2 separate regions of the Homo sapiens genome follow, and region 1 is linked to region 2. A link is an interaction called in ENCODE POLR2A ChIA-PET data of the cell type or tissue named here. Cell type or tissue: MCF 10A. All regions are shown on one strand. Each heading gives the region's core, and the rest is flanking DNA. Links, peaks and the distances in the headings are about the cores only.

Region 1 (4,398 bases), core at 262-4,261, 83 kb after region 2:
TCAGGATCTGAGGAAAATCCAATATTTAACCTACAAGGATTTCGACAATGACTGTATCCTGAAGTGACTGGGTATTCCAGTTACATAAAATAATGCTTCAGGGGAAAAATGTTAACTCAGAATGAAATTAAATATTTTAACGCATAACATTTTCAGTGTCAAGCACTGCTAGTAGAACTATCAATCTCTAAGAAGCTAGTATTGTAAAAGTTTAAGGAGAAATGGTTCTTCCATTAGGATAAAGAACCTGCACAAACAACATTATAATTTAAAACAAAAAGTCTGTACACATTAGAAATGAATAGTATGATTTTTTGGCTTTTTTGTTTTTTCTTAAGATTAGTTTCACCTTATATAGTTTGATATTTTAAAATACAACATTCTCATTTTCTTTAATAATTCTATGCATATATACGTAAATACACATACACAACAGAGAACGATTTAAAAGGAAATATTCCAAATGTTAACAAAAGTGTTTTCTCTGAATTGTGGAACTGTAGATGATTTAAATATTTTTCTTGGTGTCATTCTATACCTTCCGAAGTACTTATAAAGAATAAGTGTTTCATGGCCAGGTGTGGTGGCTCATGCCTGTAACCCCAGCACTTTGGGAGGCTGAGGTGGGTAGATCGCTTAAGCTCAGGAGTTCAAGAACAGCCTGGGCAACACAGCAAAACCCCATCTCTAGAAAAAAAAAAAAAAAATTAGCCCGATCCGGTGGTGCACCTGTAGTCCCAGCTACTTGGAAGGCTGAGGCAGGAAGATTGCTTGAGCCTGGGAGGTCAAGGCTACAATGAACAGAAATCATGCCAATGCAATCCAGGCTGGGCAGCAGAGAAAGATCCTATCTTTGAAAAAAAAAAAAGTATTTCTTTCATAATTATAAAAAATTCAGGCCGGGCGCAGTGGCTCACGCCTGTAATCCCAGCACTGTGGGAGGCCAAGGCAGGCGGATCACGAGGTCAGGAGTTTGAGACCAGCCTGACCAACATGGTGAAACCCCGTCTCTACTAAAAATACAAAAATTAGCCAGGCGTGGTGGCACATGCCTGTAATCTCTGCTACTCAGGAGGCTGAGGCAGAAGAATTGCCTGAACTTGGGAGGCAGAGGTTGCAGTGAGCCCTGCATTCTAGCCTGGATGACAGAGCGAGACTCTGTCTCAAAAAAAAAAAAAAAAAAAAAAAAAAATCAGTGTTTTGGGATATTCCTTTTTAATAACTAGTTTTAATAAACTAAATATGGTGTAAAAAAAAAACACTACAAAAGTAAAGAGTCAGCCCTCCATATCCAAGAATTTCATACCTGTGGATTCAACCGACAACAATAAAAAACATTAACAAAAAATAAGGTAAAATACAACACTAAAAATAATAAAAATAAAATCCAATACTATTCACACAGCACTTACACTGTACTAAGTATTAGAAGTAATCTAGAGATGATTTAATGTATATGAGAGAATGTGCACAGGTTATATGCAAATATTACACCAGTTTATATAAGGGACTTGAGCATCTGAGGATTTTGTTATTCATGGGGGTTCCTGGAGGCAATCCCCCATGGATATCAAGGGTACCATGAAAAATATGTCCCTCGGCTGAGCGTAGTGGCTTACGCCTGTAAATCCCAGTGCTTTGGGAGGCCGAGGTGGGCAGATCACGAGGTCAGGAGTTCGAGACCAGCCTGGCCAACATGGTGAAACCCCGTCTGTACTAAAAATACAAAAATTAGGCCAGGTGCGGTGGCTCACACCTGTAATCCCAGTGCTTTGGGAGGCTGAGGCAGGTGGATCAAGAGGTCAGGAGTTCAAGATCAGCCTGGCCAAGATGCTGAAACCCCGTCTCTACTAAAAATACAAAAAAAATTATCTGGGAGTGGTGGTGGGCACCTGTAATCTCAGCTACTTAGAAGGCTGACGCAGAGAATTGCTTAAACCTGGGAGGCGGAGGATGCAGTGAGCCGAGATCATGCCACTGCACTCCAGCCTGGGCAACAGAGCGAAACTCTGTCCAAAAAAAAAAAAAAAAAAAAAATTAGCTGGGTGTGGTGGCACATGCCTGTAATCCCAGCTACTCAGGAGGCTGAGGCAGGAGAATCGCTTGAACCCAGGAGGCAGAGGTTGCAGTGAGCCAAGATCACACCACTGCACTCCAGCCTGGGTGACAGAGTGAGACTCCATCTCAAAAAAAAAAAAAAAACAACAACAACAAAAAAAAACAAAATTAAAAACGAAAGAAAAATACGTCCCTCTACCATCACAGGCCCTGAATTTTCCTTCTTAGAAGCAATCACTATGAAGTTTCTAGCCTCTTGGTCCAGAAATTTTCTATGCATATATTAAGAATAAATATATGGAATGTAGTATATATATATTTACTCAACACATTGCAAATATATACATTGTTCCACACCCTGCTTTATTCATGTAATGCATTATCTTGGAGATCATCCCAAATCCAAACACATACATATATTTCATTCTTTTTCATGGTTACATAGTATTCTATTATATGTTCACACAATGTATTTTAGAGTATGTATCTTGTATTTACAGATATTTATAGATTGGTTTCATTGTAAAAATAAAGCAGAGCATTAAATTTTTTTTTTTATTTTTGAGACAGAGTCTTGCTCTGTCGCCAGGCTGGAGTGCAGTGGGGCAATCTTGGCTCACTGAAACCTCTGCCTCCCAGGTTCAAGTGATTCTCCTGCCTCAGCCTCCTGAGTAGCTGGGACTACAGGCATGTGCCACCACGCCCAGATAATTTTTGTATTTTTAGTAGAGACGGGGTCTCACTGTGTTGGCCAGGACAGTCTCAATCTCGACCTCGTGATCCACCCTCCTCAGCCTCCCAAAGTACTGGGATTATAGGTGTAAGCCACAGCGCTGTTTTTTTTTTGTTTTGTTTTGTTTTGTTTTTGAGACGGTGTCTTGCTCTGTTGCCCAGGCTGGAGTGCAGTGGTGTGATCTCGGCTCACTGTAACCTCTGCCTTCTGGGTTCAAGCAATTCTCCTGCCTCAGTCTCCTGAGCTGCTGGGATTACAGGCATGTGCCACCACGCTCAGGTAATTTTTGTTTTAGTAGAGATGGGGTTTTGCCATGTTGGCCAGGCTGGTCTCGAACTCCTGACCTCAGGTGATCTGCCCACCTCGGCCTCCCAAAATGCTGGGATTACAGGCGTGAGCCACCGTGCTGGCCTAAAATATTTTTAACATATATACTTTTACATAGATATTGAAGGAAGAAGCTGCCTCCCAGGATAGGAGCAAGGTGGCTTGGGTTAAGAGAAAAAGTAGAGTTACTTTCATTATATATGTTTACATATCCTTTCACTTTTGTACCATGCGTAATATACTCTATTTTAAAAATGAAGTTAAAATAAAGAACATTAAAAACCATTACATGCTCAACTGAACTTACAAGATAAATAAGAACATCAAATGAGATACCATTTTTACTCCATTAGACTTTGAGAAATTAAAAATGTTTCACAATTCCGTCTTGGAGAGATACTAAGGGAAGAGTCACTCTCACATACTTGATAATGGGAATGTACACTGATACAACGCACTGGAAAACAATCTGCAACATCTATCAAAATTTAAAATGTTCATACTCTTATATCCAGCAATTCTGCAAATAAGCCCTATCAATATGCTCACATATAAATTGAGTAATATGTACAATGATAGTCACTATATGCTATACATATTAGTACAAGGCCAGAAACAATCTAAATATCTAACAGACTAATTGAATAAATTTTAGTATAGCCATACAATGGATTACAATGCAACTTAAAAAGAATAAGCAGTTTGATATACATACCGATATAAACCAATCTCCAAAAAATATAAAGTAAAAAAGAAAGCCAATGTAAAAAAAAATTTATCTATAAGACTATGCTCATAAATTTAACCTAACACTCAAAAACTACCCAATAAAGAGGTAACAGTAGATGCTGTTTCCCTAAACCTATCCCCTAGATACTCAATTCCTTTATCCCTCAAGAGATAAAATAATGTACACTAAAACCTATTTTTCAGTATACATTATTTTTAAATTCTTTTTTATTTTTACTTTCCCAGAAACTTCTTGACAATATACACTCTTTTGAACCTTTAGAATTCTGCATTATGGGCATAATTTATTTAAGTATTTTAAGTAAAATTTATTTTAAAAAACTATGTACTATATGACCCATTTTTACAAACTAGATATGTACAGAAACAACTGATGGTACAAAACCTGAAATGAAACTTCATTAAGTGTTTTACAAATCATAGCAATAATTCTTACCTAAATAACTGCTGAAAGTTTGGTTTAATAAAGTTTGCTTCAATATTTTGTCGTATGCATATTATATGGGTTATTCCATGTTTCTGTAGTACAG
Region 2 (4,398 bases), core at 80-4,079:
GCTAGAAGGCCTGGAAGCTCTGGCTGGCACCTGAAATAACTGGCCCAATGGCTGACCCTGCTGGCCCCAGCAGCACTAGTATCTACCCTTCAGAAGAGACATCATGGCCCTCGCATAGAAGCCCTGTGTTTATTACCTCCCAAGCACAAGTCTGAGAAATGCTTTTCCCCCTCTCAGATTAACTGCACCAGAGCCTTCATTCCCCATTTCTGCAGTGGAGAATCGTATTTAGTACATATGACAACGGCCTTCTCCTTCGCCACGCTTTGGTCAGACTCCTCTGAGTCCTCTTCTCAACCATGCCTGGACCTTGGCCCCTGTTGTTACCAGTTGAGGGTGTCCAGGCTCTTGCCGTTTTGAAAAAAGAAATGGACAAAACGCACAAACAAAGCCAGGAAAGAATGAAGCAACAAAAGCACACATCTAATGAAACAAAAGCACACTCCACAGGATGGGGGCTACCTGAACAAGGGGCTCAAGGGCGGGGTTACAGAATTCTGTGGGGTTTAAATACCCCCTAGAGGTTTCCCACTGGTTACTTGGTGTATGCCCTATGTAAATGAAGAGGCTGAAGTGAGGTTACAAAGTTATTTAGTTGGTGTACCTCCTATGCAAATGAAGAGGATGTTTCCTGTCGTAACTGAAGTAGAGTTACAAAGATATTTACTTGGTCTTAGAAAGCTGGGGTTTTTCTGTTGGATTTAGCTCTAGGAAATCCTTAGGTTCCCTGCCCCAGACCCTATTCGCCTGTCCTTGCTGGGTCTCCATAAACCCAGTTTTAGCAAGAATCCTGGAGAATCCCCACCCCTCAATATCTGATCAAGTTCCTCATCCCCGACCTTTGACATGTAAGTCCTCGACCTGTCTTCAGCAAGAATCCTACGTTATTAGTTTAGCAAGAATCCCCTTATCCTTGATATCTCTTAGTAATTTCCATCCATTGACCCCCTCACTCTGCTTCCTGGCCATAAAACCTCAGCTGTCTGGATTATATTCAGAGTTGAGCTCAATCTCTCTGTTTCAAAGCTCTTACTACAATTCTCCTGAACAAAGTCTGCCTTACTTTTTTTTTTTTTTTTTTTTTTTTTTTTGAGATGGAGTCTTGCTCTGTCGCCCAGGCTGCAATGCAGTGGCGTGATCTCCGTTCACTGCAAGCTCCGCCTCCCAGGTTCACACCATTCTCCTGCCTCAGCCTCCCGAGTAGCTGGGACTACAGGCGCCCGCCACCACGCCCGGCTAATTTTTTGTAGTTTTAGAAGAGACGGGGTTTCACCGTGTTAGCCAGGATGGTCTCAATCTCCTGACCTCGTGATCCGCCGCCTCGGCCTCCCAGTGCTGGGATTACTGGCATGAGCCACTGCGCCCGGCCTGCCTTACTATTTTAATAAGTGTGTCAGATTAGTTTTTTCTTTAATACACAGCAGGAACCTTGGAAGGCTTTAAAATGTTGGCATTTCAAAAGCAATAGTCCCATGGGAATCATAGTTACTGGCAAAGTAACCAATAATTTATCTGATCATCTAATTGCATTCTGGTAAATAAAATCCAACAGTATTTGTCCATAGAACCCATAGGTTCATGACCTTCTAAAAGCTAGAAAATTTAGTGATTATATCCAAGCCCTCCTGGGAGAATAGAAAAAAAATTATTCAGGCTGGGCACGATGACTCACACCTGTAATCCTAGCACTTTGGAGGCCGAGGCAGGCGGATCACCTGAGGTCAGGAGTTCGAGGGCAGCCTGCCCAAAATGGTGAAACCCCGTTTCTACTAAAAATACAAAAATTAGCTGGGCGTGGTGGCAGGCACCTGTAATCCCAGCTACTTGGGAGCCTGAAGCAAGAGAATCACTCGAACCGAAGAGGTGGAGGTTGCAGCGATCTGAAATTGCACCATTGCACTCCAGCCTGGGCGACACAGAGAGATTCCGTCTCAATAAATAAATACATTAATTAATTAATTAAATCAGGGATTTAAAAAACAATGCCTAAGGCTTGAAATCCTGTTGCAGGCAATCAAAACCCTACACCCATTTACTATCACCACCTGCCTACCCCACCCCAGGCCCAGTACCCTTTCAACCCTCGCCCCCACATACGGGCACACATGCTGCTCTTGTTAGACAGGTGAGGCGCAACAGTCCTCAGTTACCCGCATTTCCCTCCCACTCTGTAGGCTCCTTAGACATGTTCCTTGGTTTCTCAGGGCTGTGGCACCTGGCAGAGTCTGCAACCCACTCCAAGAAATTGGAGGGGGCTGCCGTCACTGTCGGTGACGTGGGAGGCCATTGAGACGCCGCCCTGTCTGTGCTTAAAAGAGAACACGCCCTGGTGGCTGGAGGGTGTCTGTCTGCATGACTCACTGGAGAAGCTGTCTCCTTGGGAGGAAGTGTGGAGCAGCCTCTCTAAATTTCATTTAGGTAAATTAAGGGGTGGAAAACCACTTGAAGTAGGAAGGCAAAGGCCAGAATTTATCCCTGGACATGCAACTGCTTTCTACATTTGGCCAGTACAGATTCATTCAGATGGAAACAATTTATTTCCTTCAAACCATGAGAAAGAAACATGCCTTTGTCCTCTGTCAAGGTGTCCAGGGAGTCACGGGTGGCTCTCATTAATGAAAATAACTGCTTTGCATTCACATCACACCTAATCTCCTGTAGGGTAAATAATGGAAAGTACTTTAGAAAAGTGCTTGGAAACCTCTTCTCTGCAGGTAGTATTAGCAGATCTCCCTTTGGCCCAAGGCCATTTGGGTTTCCAGGGAAGAGGCATTGATGGGATTAGGTAACCGGGCCATTTGTCTTCATTAACTTTATCACTAACTTCCTGACTCTGGTTATAGGCCCCACAATTAGTTTGTTTCTAAGGGAGAATCGTATTTAGGTTTTTCAATGGCAATTGTTTTATTCATTAAGTTTTCTAAGTAACACAAAAAAGCTTTCTTTTTCACAAAAGTAACATCTGCTACCTGGGGATTTCTGCCTGGTAATTAGCTAACTGGTAATAACCTAAATATGTACCCCCCTCATCAAATTCTAATATTTTTCCTGTTGTTTTTTCTTTTTTTTTAAAAAAAAAAAAACACTAAGCTATTTTCATTGGCCAAAAGAAAATGCCTTTAGTTTTTTTTTAATGCCTAATAATTCAGAATTCTCCTTAATCACGTTCTGTTCTGTTATCCAAAGACATATTTTCTAAAGTATGATGTGAACCATCTCTACATTCATCTGTAGCAAAAACATGCCAACACAATGAGTCAGCCAAAATGAAGATGTAATGTGATACACTATATGACTTCCATTTTTGGTCCAAAGAGTTCCATGACAGCAATTTCAACTGGACTATAAAATATATTGCAACCAGCACATAAAAATGTATTTCAGATGCAAGACCCCTTTCCTTAGTTATCTGTATTACATCATGTGATTGTTTCCAATTAACTATTCAATGTTATCTGTCTTCATGCATCTAATGGATTTTTCCCCCATCAAATGTTTTCAGATGAATAGTAATTTAATCAAATGTTCCCCTCTGTTTAAAAAAAAACAAAAAAAAAAAAAGCCAGAGCTTGTTATGGGCTAAATGTAGCTTAATTATATTTAGTTTTTTATAAAATACATTAGATAAGGCTTAAGAGAACATATTTTGGAAAAGCCTGTTGCCAGTGACTTCAATGTCTTCTCATTAATTTTTTAAAAACTGAAGCCCTTAGTTTTGTCTTATGTTATGGACTAATTAGCTGAAGAACAGATCTGGTTCTAATTCCCAAGTCCAGCTCTAATTCAGAATGAACTCTTTAGTCACTAAACCTCAGACGAAAAGTCTGTCGTACCCACTGACTGTGCCCAAGGCAAAGAGGAAAACCTAGATGAGGAAAGCGTAGTAGAGAACCATGGGGCCACGAGATTCATTTAGTCAGGCATCAGTAGGGTATATGTTTCATATCAAGGATCCTGTGCGATCCTAATGAAGTTCTAGTGGGGAAATTACATCTGATATTGATTTGACTCTGAGTTTTGTGAAAACTGCCTTTAACTGAACAATTTCCCTAGAAATTTTGCATCAAAATTGATGGCACCTGGAGCCGGGCGAGCCGGCAGGGGGGAGGGGTGGGGGGGGTGGGGTGGGGGGGCTCATGCCTGTAATCCCGGCACTTTGGGAGGCCGAAGTGGGTGGATCACCTGAGGTCAGGAGTTTGGGACCAGCCTGGCCAACATGGAGAAACCCCGTCTCTACTAAAAACACAAAAATTAGCCGGCCGTGGTGGCGCGTGCCTGTAATCACAGCTACTCGGGAGGCTGAGGCAGGAGAATCACTTGAACCCAGGAGGCAGAGGTTGCGGTGAGTTGAGGTTGTGCCATTGCACTCCAGCCTGGGCAACAAGAGCAAAACTCCGT

The links. Peaks named below come from ENCODE experiments on the same cell type or tissue, not always from the same donor. Only the 100,000 strongest peaks of a DNase experiment are listed, where the experiment ranks them.
Region 1: POLR2A ChIA-PET joins it to region 2 with 7 read pairs; 6 of 35 experiments call an interaction of 5 or more read pairs at or near these places.

Annotation. Positions count from the first base shown.
Region 1 is chr14:52,750,687-52,755,084 of GRCh38, reverse strand. STYX (serine/threonine/tyrosine interacting protein) reads right to left here. Exons shown (of 11, transcript NM_145251.4): 4 at 4,305-4,398. Among named protein-coding and RNA genes, the nearest start is that of STYX, 23 kb to the right of the region's middle. RefSeq lists a silencer at 3,006-3,157. In MCF 10A, for the core only: no CTCF peak of the experiment used is centred there; no DNase peak of the experiment used is centred there.
Region 2 is chr14:52,833,571-52,837,968 of GRCh38, reverse strand. All of the region lies in intron 1 of LOC105370500 (a long non-coding RNA gene), which reads right to left. Among named protein-coding and RNA genes, the nearest start is that of GNPNAT1, 44 kb to the right of the region's middle. RefSeq lists enhancers at 1,844-2,448, 2,449-3,054. In MCF 10A, for the core only: no CTCF peak of the experiment used is centred there; DNase peaks (open chromatin) are centred at 2,328 and 3,258.